Regions from separate parts of the Homo sapiens genome. Here region 2 is linked to region 1. The links are chromatin contacts, found by Hi-C or POLR2A ChIA-PET in ENCODE. All regions are on one chromosome and are shown on one strand. Each heading gives the region's core, a stretch centred on a gene start or an enhancer-like site at or near the end of the contact. The rest is flanking DNA. Distances are from core to core; before and after follow the strand shown.

Evidence for each region. A loop is a pair of places that touch in the nucleus more often than their neighbours do. ChIA-PET counts read pairs that join two places held with the same protein, here RNA polymerase II (POLR2A).
Region 2: a map of astrocyte of the cerebellum shows a loop between it and region 1 (7-fold over the local background). The contact joins two enhancer-like sites. A Hi-C loop is called at or near these places in 2 of 168 maps with a recorded cell type or tissue (astrocyte of the cerebellum and endothelial cell of hepatic sinusoid). POLR2A ChIA-PET finds 5 or more read pairs at or near these places in 3 of 52 experiments (BJ, activated T-cell and naive thymus-derived CD8-positive, alpha-beta T cell).

Annotation. Positions count from the first base shown.
Region 1 is chr3:43,635,493-43,641,936 of GRCh38, reverse strand. It overlaps a transcript of ANO10 not described here. Among named protein-coding and RNA genes, the nearest start is that of ANO10, 17 kb to the right of the region's middle. Within about 2 kb of position 2,921, at least 3 of the 41 ENCODE cell types and tissues checked have a DNase peak (open chromatin) inside an H3K27ac peak, as active enhancers do.
Region 2 is chr3:43,730,951-43,737,394 of GRCh38, reverse strand. It overlaps a transcript of ABHD5 not described here. Among named protein-coding and RNA genes, the nearest start is that of ABHD5, 43 kb to the right of the region's middle. Within about 2 kb of position 3,459, at least 4 of the 41 ENCODE cell types and tissues checked have a DNase peak (open chromatin) inside an H3K27ac peak, as active enhancers do.

The DNA.
Region 1 (6,444 bases), core at 1,672-4,171:
GTCTGTATGTGGGTGGGTGGGTAGGTGGTAAGGATCTAATTATTACACCAAGCAATCCCTTTTCCTGCACCTGGCATAACCTCCTGTAGAATGAGCTCAAGCTTCCCACACTCGCTTGATGACATGGCCTCCATTCTGAAGATGAAACAAAACTTGGAGGAGCACTCATGTAAAGATCTAAATTACTAAAATGCCTGTGCCTGAGACTCAGAGATCCTAAAAATAGACAGTGCCATGTGTGCTCTAATTTTCTGCTTAAAGTGACTTAAATCCTTTCAATTCAGACATTTTCAATAGAATATATGGTACTTCAACCTTATAAGTCAAATGCATTTGTTGAAATAACATTTCTCAGTAGTTTTTTCAGTTTCCGTGGCTGCAATGGGTGGAGAACTTTCATTAGCAGTTATTGGCTTTGGTGTGGCAATGGATGTTGCACAAAGGCCTTTGCTTGGGAGTTGGGAAACACAGGTTCTCATTGGGCTCTATAACTAACTTGCTATGTAGCTTTGTATAAGTCATATCACCTTTTGGGATCTTGGTCTTTCAACTGCCGAATATAGGTATTGGATTTTTCTTCTACTGTAAACAGTGATTTGGAATTTTCTCCAAGTAGAGTGATATGTCTACCATAACAGGGGTAACAAGAAAGAAACAAGAGTGAGAGTTTATTACAGCATGAAGTGGCACCAGGAATAGGAAAGGAACCCCCAATCCAGATAATTTTTTGATATCAATCTTGTGTCAAATTCTTTAAACATATGACAATGAATAAGAGCAACAAATGAATCCTCAACTATAAGAACAATATTTTGGTATATAATTTTATGTATAATTATCCTTAGTTCCAATAATTATTTTCTTTTTCTATCTAGAAGGAAAAGGATGGATTCTGAGTGGTTCCAGCTAGCCATAGCTCCCTATAGCTGCAATTCATGTGGCAGCCTGCGTGTATGCTAGCGTTGGCTGAGGATTTTTAATGCACTTCAGATTTTGGTTTAATATGCTTGCAAATAACTTACCATGGAAGTCCCCTTGAAACACATTAAATTCTCTGTTTACTCGCATGACTGGGGAATTAGACAATCAACCATGACAATCTATCAAAAGTATTAGAATACAAAAAGCACTAAGCATGAAATCTTATTGAAAACCATTTCATTCTCTTAATTATTCATTAGGTTCCTCAGACTCTGAGAGACCTTCAAGGTCATTATTATGAATATTAATTATCACTGTAATGTGGCAATGGAAAAATGCATTTTAAAAGAGTTCTGTTCAGTAGAATACTGCTAGTAAAAGAATTCACCATTTTATTTGGGAGTGTGTGCTCTTCTGCTTTTTTGCTACATGGTGAGAAAATAGGAACATTAGAAATGAAACTTCCAGAATCTTTTTAGTGCATGGGATGGGTTCCAGTTTGCATGATTCCTGTGCAAAGGCCTGGGAGGAAGGAGTACCTGCTGACTGGGGTCAGGGAGGAGTGGAATGAAGTAGTGCCAGGCAAAGATGGCAAGTTCTCCACTGGCCAGGGTTGATGCTTTGCCCTGCTAGCCAGTTGTTTTTAAAAAAATTCAGCCAATATCCACCAGATGCCTTCTCTTCACCATGCTTTTTGTTGGTTTAGAAACAACAGAATGGACTTGGTTGAGTGGTGCAGCTTCAAGTAAACTCTTTCCACATTATAAGCTGGGGGTATATTTTTTAACCTTTTCTTCCCTGTTCCCTCAAAGCACACAACCAGCAATGAGAGGTCTTGTGAAATTGAAACCCATTAAATATAAAGACATCTAATGACTGATGTGTTTAAATATCAATCCTTCAAGTAAAGCTTTGTAGAGTGGTTCATTTTGGAATGATTGTCCAGAACACTGTTTTCAGACCTACTCTGTGTCCTCTTCCTTTACCACCCCACTTTCACCCTAACATACATCTTCTGCAACCCCGACTCTCAGGACTAGGCTTGCTTAGGCTAGCGACACTCCAGTGAGTTCAGCTGGTTGTGCTAAGACAAAATAATGCTGGAGACATTCTCTGAATGAACTGGGGTGCCATCCAAACAGGCTCATATCTGAAAGTATACTATTGTGCCAGGTCCTACTTTCTAAAAAGGCAGAATTGTCTACATTTTCTTTTTCTTTCTTTCTTTTTTTTTTTTTTCTGAGATGGAGTCTTACTCTGTCGCCAGGCTGGAGTGCTGTGGTGCGATCTCAGCTCACTGCAACCTCCGACTCCCTGGTTCAAGGGATTCTCCTGCCTCAGCCTCCTGAGTAGCTGGGATTACAGAGCTGGGATTACAGGCATGCACCACCACGCCCAGCTAATTTTTGTATTTTAGTAGAGACGGAGTTTCACTATGTTGGCCAGGATGGTCTCAATCTCCTGACCTCGTGATCCGCCCACCTCGGCCTCCCAGAGTGCTGGGATTACAGGCGTGAGCCACTGCACCCAGCCAGAATTGTCTGTATTTTCATCACAAATTGATTCTTCAACTTATTTTAGTTGTGTGGCATTTGGATCTATGTCTTAAACATTAGTGCTAGAAATGCACTGTAAACACCTAGCAAGGGTGTGGACGGGAGCCCTCTAGATCTAGTGAGGGCAAACTGGCTGAGTCATCTGATCTCTGGGCTGGCTGCACTGCGATGACTTAAAATGTGAAATTCTTTGACGCCCCTTTCAAAAGATGAAGGCTAATTCCTCTCCCCTGGAATGTGGGCTGGACCTAGTGATGTGCTTCTAACAACTAGAACAACACAGAAATGATGGTGTGTGACTTTGGAGAGTAGGTGATTCCCAGGTATTACAGCTTCCTGCTTGCTCGCTCTCTCTCTCTGAGCCCTCCCTCTGCAGGAAGCCCATGCCATGTCCTGAGGACGGGTGAGCAGCCTGGTGGAGAGATCTATCTGGTGGGGAACTGAGACTGCCTGCAGTCATGTGAGGGAGCCACCTTAGAGGCAGACCCTCCAGCCTGAGTCAAGCCTTCAGATGACTGCAGGTGACATCTTGACCACAACCTCAGGATCAATTCTGAGCCAGAACCACTCAGCTAAGCCACTCCCACATTCCTGTCAGAAACTGAGTGACATAATGACTCTGTGGTTTTTAGGCTGCTATATCTGGGAGCAATATGTTCAACAGGAGTGGTACCTACCTTGAGTATTAATAATTGTTGAGAGTCACCTTTCTCACCCCTTCACTTGATGGCGCTGTGGTGCAACTGCAAACTCCTGTGGCAACGACTTGTCTCGCTGTACAGCAGGTGTGTAACTTCCTACCCAGTGAGTGCTGGGAATCAGGCCCTTGACCACCGTTTCACAAACCTCTAGCTGCTCTCTGGCTACTTGTGAGTTAAAGTATTTTTACCCTTTAAAAAATACTTACTAAACATTTCATTTTTCACAAATAGGTAGAAAAAAGATTTGTCACAATATCCCATCTATATCCCATTGAGCAGACTGAATAGCCAACATTATATGCATTTATTGCTTGATTCTGAAGACTAAAAATCCCAGTGAAATGACACATGCTTTAATAGGGGTAATTATAATACAAAATTTCCAATTTGTATTATTTTTATTAACACCATAAAAACATCTCAAAAAAGCTTCTCTTCTTAACTTTTTGTAAATTGTGATCAAGAGGATTAATATAAATTGCATAATTTCAACAAAAATATCTATTTCTTACTTGTGAAAATTATTCATCTCTTCAATTGTAATGCAAGTTCGAAGGTTATCCTTACAAATGAGCAGTTTATAGCCTGGTTAGTCAATGACCATTTATACATTTCTGTCTGGAGAAGGCAGATTTTCAGGAGGAATAATGTAGAGTTTAGGTTTTCACAAGATGATCTCATTAAGAATTTTTAACTTATAGTTCAATTAAACGACGTATCTCAATTTAATCTGCTTGTATTTGAAGATAAATATGCACATTTCCTTTATGCTTTATGAAGGAAACAATTTTTAAAACTCGATGGAATTCTGCTTTGGATATTTTTATGATTACTCATTCATTGCTGCCCATTATATTCTTATACTGTATTCAGAACAGGTAGTAAATCCCACTAGTTCTAAAAGGGAAAATGACAACTTTCTGATTTATCCTCCAACAATGGTTACTTTTTGCCTCATAATTTGTTTTCTTTAAGACAAAAGATAAAAAGCAAGATTTGAGAGAGGTTCCTGGATCAACTGGCTCAATCTGCTTAGTTCTACAAAGTGGAGTTTCTGGGCATCATTCTTCATTTCTGTACACAAAGTGCTGTGAAGCTCAAGAAGAAATAGCTCTGCACAGGAACGATGTGCACTGCCCTACTGCTTCTTTATCTAGTAGGTGAAAAAAAAAAATGCCCTGACGCTGTCTCTTGGGCTGTTTTATTCTTCTTCTAAATTTTGGTCCTAATTCTCCGTGATGCTATTGTTTTTAATTGGGGCGTTTGTTTGTTTGTTTGTTTGTTTGTTTTGAGATGGAGTCTCGCTCTGTTGCCCAGGCTGGAGTGCAGTGGCGCCATCTCGGCTCATTTGCAGCCTCCGCTTCCCAGGTTCAAGTGATCCTCTTGCCTCAATCTCCCGAGTGGCTGGGATTACAGGCATGCGCCCCCAAGCCCAGCTAATTTTTGTATTTTTAGTAGAGACCGGGTTTCACCATGTTGGCCAGGCTGGTCTTGAACTCCTGACCTCAGGTGATCTGCCCACCTTGGCCTCCCAAAGTGCTGGAATTACAGGTGTGAGCCACCGCACCCAGCTTTTTGTTTGTTTTTTTGAGACAGGGTCTCACTCTGTCACCCAGGCTGGAGTGCAGTGGTGCAAACACAGCTCACTTCAGCTTCCACCTCCCAGGCTCAATTGATCCTCCCACCACAGCCTTCCTGCTAGCGGGGACTGCAGGCATGCACCACCACGTCTGCCTGGCTAACTTTTATTTATTTATTTGTGGAGACAGAGTCTCATCATTTTGCCCAGGCTGGTTTTGAATTCCAGGGCTCAAGGATCCACTCGCCTTGGCCTCCCAAAGTGCTGGGATTATAGGCCTGAGCCACTGCACCAGGCTAAATGGGGCCTTTTTAGTGGTGACAGAGACCAGGTGTTTTTCAGTTTTTGAGACTCCCAATATATTTTAAAAAATAAAGAAATATCAATTCAGGTTTACAACAAATTTAAATGCTAGATACTTTCAACATCCACATTTAACAAAGAACGTCTATTAAACACAAAAATATATGACAATATATTGTACAAATTACAAGATAAAGGATTTGTGAGAAATATTAAATTCATTGTGTATAATTATTACTACTGTGGTCTGTTAATGAGACACAAGTTTAAAGTTGTTTTGAAGGATGTCTTCTTTCAATCCTCTCTGTATAGCTCTGTAACTACTTCTGTACCCTCAGAGATGGTGTTTCAACTTAAAACTTGTGAATGTGAAATATGAGCCAAAAGACTCTCTCGGCCCTGAAATGACCTTTGTAGCAGATGCTGCCAGAGGCCCCCTGTTATCCTCCCTGGACTCTCCAGCTAACCTGATGTCAACTGCCAGTGTGTGCATCTCCTTACCTGAGGGCTGTTCTGGTGGCAGGAGTCCTTGCTACTCACAGAAATGGCCACCAGAAGTGCCAGAAAAATTAACCTCCCTTGGCCAGCAGTCCTCAACCAGCTCCCTCACTGACACTGATGTGCAGGTGTCTCCTATGCTGGTTGCTGGAGTCAACCACAGCAGCAGCCTTCTTGACAACATACCCTTCACTGGCTGCCTTCCTTTCCATCTCTCTTCTTCACTCCCCTACCTATGTCTCCTAGGCTCTCCCTTCAAATAAACAGCTTGCACTTGAATCTTTGTTTCAGGGTCTGCTTCCGGGGAAACCTACACTAGGACAACTCTGTTTTTTGGGTTTTTTTTGTTTTTTTTTGTTTTTTTTACTTGTTTGTTAAGGATTCACCATATAAGAATTCACCATATAAAAATGCTAACGTCTGACACATTGGACCACTCAAAGAGAAGATATCAGAGCTGGGCCGGGCATGGTGGCTACGCCTGTAATCCCAGCACTTTGGGAGGCCTAGGCGGGTGGATCATGAGGTCAGGCTATCGAGACCATCCTGGCCAACAAGGTGAAACCCCATCTTTACTAAAATACAAAAAAATTAGCTGGGCATGGTGGGTGCGCGTCTGTAGTCCCAGCTACTTGGGAGGCTAAGGCAGGAGAATTGCTTGAACCCAGAAGGCGGAGGTTGCAGTGAGCCAAGATCTCACCACTGCACTCCAGTCTGGTAAAAGAGCGAGACTCCGTCTCAGAAAAAAAAAAAAAAAAGATCAGAGCTTACCAGATTATACGAACTAAAGAAACCAAAACTATAATGTCAGATTAAGTCAAAGACCTTTAAAACATTACCATTGTCTATTTCATCACATAGATAAAGGACTATATTTACTTTATAA
Region 2 (6,444 bases), core at 2,210-4,709, 95 kb before region 1:
GGAGCAGCTGGTGCCCAAAGGTGAACTCAGTTTGATTACAGAACGGTGTTCCCAACTGCTCTGGGAACCCTGGAATGGAGTTCCAAAGAAGTGAGACTTGTGACTGGCTTAGTCCATTCTTAGATGTGTGGTTCTGCCCCAGAGGGCTGTCACTACTTAATGCCAGACCCAGCCACACCCTGCTTCCACAGTGGAGCACTGCTGAATAAGTGCCACGAAGCAGGGAGGCCAAATTCCACGGGGCCAGGTCATTAGGTGGTCTGCCTTCCTCACCCTCTGGGAATAGGATATCACATAACCCTTCATTCTTCTGATAACCACTGAGAAGCTGATTATCCTGGAGCGTGATACCTTTGGGCAGGCAAGTGGCCCTCCCACTTTCTTTTCTGAAGCTATTTCTCAATCTGTCACCCCACCAAAAACCAGAGTCCTAGCACTTAACCATTCCCAGAGAGGACAGTCTAGGTTGTGAGGCTTGTTTTCTTTTTATCTCACTCTCAAGACTACAACGTATGGTTTTGCAGTCTGTGTACTGCATCATTCCAGGGTGACACCATTTATACAGACTGAGATAAACGATGCAGTGCTCTGATAACCTTAATCCTTCTCATTTGTCTCGCCCAAAACCCTTCTGACCCATTTACGTCATGTGTCTATACCATAGGTCAGCAAATTCTGACTCACAGGCTGGCCACATGGTTTTGTAAATAAAGTTTTATTGGCATAAAGCCACACCCATTCATTTACATCTGGCTGCTTTTACACTGCAACAGCAGAGTTGAGTAGTTCCATCAGGGTCCATATGGCCTGCAAAGCCTAAAATACTTACTATCTGGCCTTTTACAGAAAATGTGGGCCAACCCCAGCTCTAAATGGAAGGGATCCAGCATCTTTATTCTTTTATCTGGTTGTCCAAAGCCCCAACCTGTACCATCCCCAAAGCTCCAAAATCGCCAAGGAGGTCAGACATACCTAGATTTGTGGCAGGCTTTCACCTCTTTGCAAATCAACCTTTCCAGGCTCTGTCTCCTCATGGGGATGATAACAGCACGCCTCATGGGGTGTTGCGAACATCAGTGAAATGGCCTATGAGACCCTCAGGTGGTTATTCAGTACATCTTAATGTGTGGAGAAACTGAGGTCTGGGAGGTGATTTCTGACTCCCGGGGTTGTTGAGCAGGTCAGAGGAGAGGGGTCACGAGAATGCAGGTGGCATGCAGCCATCACCCACTCAGTGATTGTCGTCTTCATTTCCTTTATCTTCTTCCTCTCTCCTTTCCCATCTCCCAACTTACCATCAAGCCTCCTCCCCATCCCATTGTGAGGATGAGGCCAGGGATCCCTGATAGGCTTGGGAGGTGGACAGGGTATTTTTGACAGATGTGTGTGGTCATAAGGGCCTCCCCGAGAGCTGAAGGCTAAAGTTAGGAACATCAACTCTCACCCTAGAAAACCCTCACACTTCTGAAGGCGTGACCAGGCCTGGGAGGCCACATTCTCCACTGCAGGCCCTGCCTCCCGCAGCCTGTGTCACCTTTACTCGGGTGATGAGCCTCTCTGCCCATGGGGCCCCTCATGTAAAACTAACAGGAGAGGCCTCCAGCTCAGGGCAGGCCACAGCTGACCTCAAGTCCACAGAGCACCCAGGGCTGGCATAGGGGTGGAGACTTCTGTTCTTTGGCCCAGCATCTCAATTCCTTGCCATGACTCCCATCCCTTGTTCTGAAAAATCCAGAACTAGCCCCTCTGAGCTTTCTCTGGCCACTCATTAGTGAGGGGATAAGGAGACACAAAATAACTACAAGTCCAAAAGTCAGGTGGGAGGAGAACCACTGAGAAGGCTGGGTATGGATGAAGCAGTGTGGGTGAGGGGAATGCAGAGTGTTTCATTTTGAACCATAAATCCCAGCACACCAGGTACCAGGTTAGCGAAGCCCTGGCCTTGTCCCTATGGGACAATGAGAGCACTTGTTCTCATTCCCCAGACACTGAGAAAGGCAGGGAGCTGGACCCAGGAGAGCTGCTGAGAGCAGGGAGCTGCCTCCTCCATCAAGTTTACCAGCATGGTGGGAGGTGGCTGGGAGTAGAGAAGAGGGGTTTCCAAACCTACCAGAATGCTGGCACCTGCGGTCTAGACATACCTGCTAAGATTGACCTCAGATCATTGCCTACCCCTGGTCCCGATCTCCATCATACTTCCTAGAGGAGTTGGGACAGAGTGAGCCTTCAGCCCAGACTTCTCTTTATAGTATATAAACAATTGTGGTTTTGGCCATTAAAAGTAATGGCCAAAACCGCATTTACTTTTGCACCAACCTAATACTTTCTCTCCTTTGTGCCCCCAAACTCTTCTCTCCTACAATCAAACATCTTCAGGAATTCTAGGCCCCATTTTAGAAATTCAGCATGATTTGGTTCAATAATTATTCAGTGAGTACTCACTCTGGGCCGGACATGAGCAGGTGTTTCTACTTAGAGGTTTCAGCATCACATCAAATGCAAACTAAATTTTCTAGAAACTAAAGACTGCATATTTATTCAAATATATCCAGTGCTTCAGTTTAAGGCAAGCTTCTCCAATCCATGGCTGCAGGCCACATTCAGCCCAGTATGACTTTGAATACAGCCCAAAACAAATTTTTAAGCCTTCTTAAAGCATTATTAGATTTTTTTGCATTTTTCTTTTAGCTCATCAGATATCGTTAGTGTTAAGTGTATTTTATGTGTAGCCCAAGATAATAATGCTTCTTCCAGCGTGACCCAGGGAAGCCAGAAGGTTGGACATCCCTGGTTTAAGGCTTCCTCTCTGTTTTTACACCTCACCATCCCCTATTTTCATGATGACCTTACACCCTCCGGAAAATTCAAGAAATCCCATACCCATAAGCCCTTCCTTTTAAGGTGACTTTCTTGGATCAGGGTCTCTAGTAGCAAAGCCTAAGAAAAGAATTCTTATATATTGGGTTTTGGGGGCTCTCAAGAAACGCGAGGAGAGAGAAATAGGCTGGAGTGAGGGAAAGAGCTAATTAAGGATGTAGTTTAATCTGAAGTTTAACTTCAGCCAGTCCCACAGGTGCCCAGGAACACAAATTGCACCACAGACTGGGTCCCACCTGGAGGCAAGAGGGCAGGCTTTCTGCACCCACGTGTCAGTCAATCATCGGCTGCAGGGGTGTGATCTCCCAGGTGAGGAAGCAGCTGTTTGGCCAAGGGCAATTCTGCAGAGGAGACAGCTATAAGCCACTAGGGGACATCTTCCTGACAGTTGGGGGTAGTTGCACCAGCACCGTAAAGAGCACCAAGGCATCTACTGACAGCATCCATTCATGGTCACCAGAAAGCACACTGCAGAGGGAGAGATCCTTGAATTACTATTCATCCAAGCCCAGCATTCCACAGACAAGAAAACTGGTGCAGACTGGGTGACTTGCCAAGGCCACTCAGCTCATTGGTTGGGGCACTGGGACAAGAATCCAGACTTCCTGGCTCTCAGACATGGTTTTGCGGAATGAGCTCTGAAAAAATAGTAACAGTGTTAATGAATCAATTCTCAATCATGTCATCTTAAAGACATTCTCTGAGCAACCTAACATGATGCAATCACCACCCATTTGCACACAGATTTTAAAATTTATGCCAGGATGGTTGTGAAAATATGTACCCCAAATACGTTTTTCTCCTTGAGTAAAGGACATTTAAAGGGAAGTACTGTACTATATTTACTCCTCAAGAGAGAAATGTGACTCAAATGTAAATTACTGCGAATGGCAGGACTATGACAACAATCCAGATGTGAAAGGCAAACACAAGGGCATCCTGTGGAAAATTTTGTTCTGGAATGTTTAAGCTCTTGTTTTATCTTTCATGGCATAACATTTTGACCTTTTAATATGCAAAACTGCCAAACCCATTTTACAATGCAAATTAAAAACAACCTGTTAATGGCGCCAAACTGTTTTTTCAAAACTGCTTTTATTTGTAGCAATTCATGTTCATTCAACAAACAGTGATTGATTATATGAGAGCACCTGACACCAGGTACTGACGCTTATGAGCAAGACACCTTGTCAACCATAGGGAGACTGGATGAGGATTTATATAACTCAGGTGTATGACCAAGTCTCCCTTGTCTGACAGGCCTTATTATGAATGAGTGTGGTAGTGAGTAAGCTCTAAGACAGCCCCCAGGGATCCCAGTCTCCTGGTGCTCACACCCTTGAGAGTTCCTCTGCTCCTGAGTGTGGATGAAACCTGTGACTTCCTTCTAACCATCAGAATCCAGCAAAGACCGCGGGATGTCACTTCCATGATTACACTGCACAAGGTTGTAACTGCTGTCTTGTTAGACTCTCCACTGCCTTCTTGGTTTACATGCTTTGATGAAGGAAGTGGCCATGTTGAGGAGGTTCACGTGGAAACAAACTGAAGGTGGCCTTCAGCAGATGGACAGCTACCAACTACGGCCCTCAATCCATCAGCTGGAGGGAACCAAATCCCAACAACCACATGAGCTTGGAAAGCATGTCCTTCCTCACTCAAAGAGGAAGCCCAGCCCTGGCCATCACCTTGACTCCAGCCTTGAGACCCCAGCCCTGGCTACCATCTTGACTGCGGCCATGCAAAGATCTTGAAGCAGAGGACCTAGCTCAGCCATGTCTGAATTCTTCATCCGCAGAAACCATGAGATTATAAATGTGTGTTGGGTAAGTCACTAATTTTGCAGTTACCTTTAAATATTGTGCTTACCTTTACATATTTAAAATTAATTTTTAAAAATACAATTAGTTCTAATTAATCAGTATTTAAACATCCCCTGCCCAAGTCTAACAAGACTTTAAGCTTGCATTTTACTTTTCTCTTACTTCTTGACCATCTCTTTCCTGTTGTTGAAATTATCAAATTTTAATGTGTATGATTTTTAAGTACACATCTCCCCTCTATTCTGTTTGTTTTGTTTTGTTTTTGAGACACAGATTTTGCTTCCTCACTCAGGCTGGAGTGCAGTGGTGCAATCTCGTTTCACTGCAACCTCCAACTCCCAGGTTCAAGCGAGTCTCCTGCCTCAGCCTCCCAAGTAGCTGGAATTACAGGCACGTGCCACCCTGCCGGCTAATTTTTGTATTTTTAGTAGAGACAAGGTTTCATCATGTTGGCCAGGCTGGTCTTGAACTCTTGATCTCAAGTTATCCACCCACCTCGGCCTTCCACAGTGCTGGAATTACAAGCATGAGCCACCGTGCCAAGCCCTCCCCTCTATTCTTAATGGTATTCTAAAAATCATTAAGCTTCATAAAGAATATTAAAGACAATAATTTTTTTTATGTTTTACTGGGATCATTTTTTGTTTTGTCTCGCACTCACCACTTTTTTGAATTAAATGCTTTCTTTTTTCCAGAAGACTTCATGGGTGGTGAGTTTTCTCAGCTTCCTGGGCACATGAGCTGTGCAACTGCATGGGGCGCTGCATTCAGAGGGGTCCCACACTTATTTTAATGCTCTGCAGTTGCCATCCTGAAATTCTTAATTTTTAATTTTAATTTTTATTTATTTATTTATTTATTGAGACGGAGTTTCACTCTTCTTACCCAGACTGGAGTGCAATGGCACGATCTCAGCTCACCACAACCTCCCGTCTCCCGGGTTCAAGCGATTCTCCTGCCTCAGCCTCCTGAGTAGTTGGGATTACAGGCATGCGCCACCACACCCGGCTAATTTTTGTATTTTTAGTAGAGACGGGGTTTCTCCATGTTGGTCAGGCTGGTTGTGAACTCCCGACCTCAGGTGATCCGCCTGCCTTGGCCTCCCAAACTGCTGGGATTACAGGTGTGAGCCACCGCACCCGGCCCAAACTCTTAAATCTTTCAACAAGCAGCCCCACGCTTTTATTATGCATTGGGCCCCCAAAATTATGTATGCAGTGTTGTCTGAGTGTTTGCATGTTCAAGAACACTGTTATTTTGTTCTCACTCTTAAAGATAGTAAACAGAATATAGAATTCTAAATTCAAAATCATCTTCCTTCATAAAAATTTAGCACTTTGGAGATAGTTCCCATTTGGAAGATAAACCATTGAGTGCCAGTCTGTTGAAACTTTCTATGTCTCCTCTGGCAATATGTAGAATTTTCACCTTAGCTTTAGCGAACGATCCTTGGAATTCTTAGGAGGTTGAAATTATACTAGGTGATATCTGTGTGTGAACTTTCTCCCACTATTGTTGCTCACCACCTGGGGCCACAAGGAAATTCACTTTAAAAAAAATGGATTAGGGCCGGGCGCAGTGGCTCACGCCTGTAATCCCAGCACTTTGGGAGGCCGAGGCAGGTGGATCACGAGGTCAGGAGATCGAGACCACCGTGGCTAACATGGTGAAACCCTGTCTCTATTAAAAATACAAAAAATTAGCCAGGCGTGTTGGCATGCACCTGTAGTCGCAGCTACTCAGG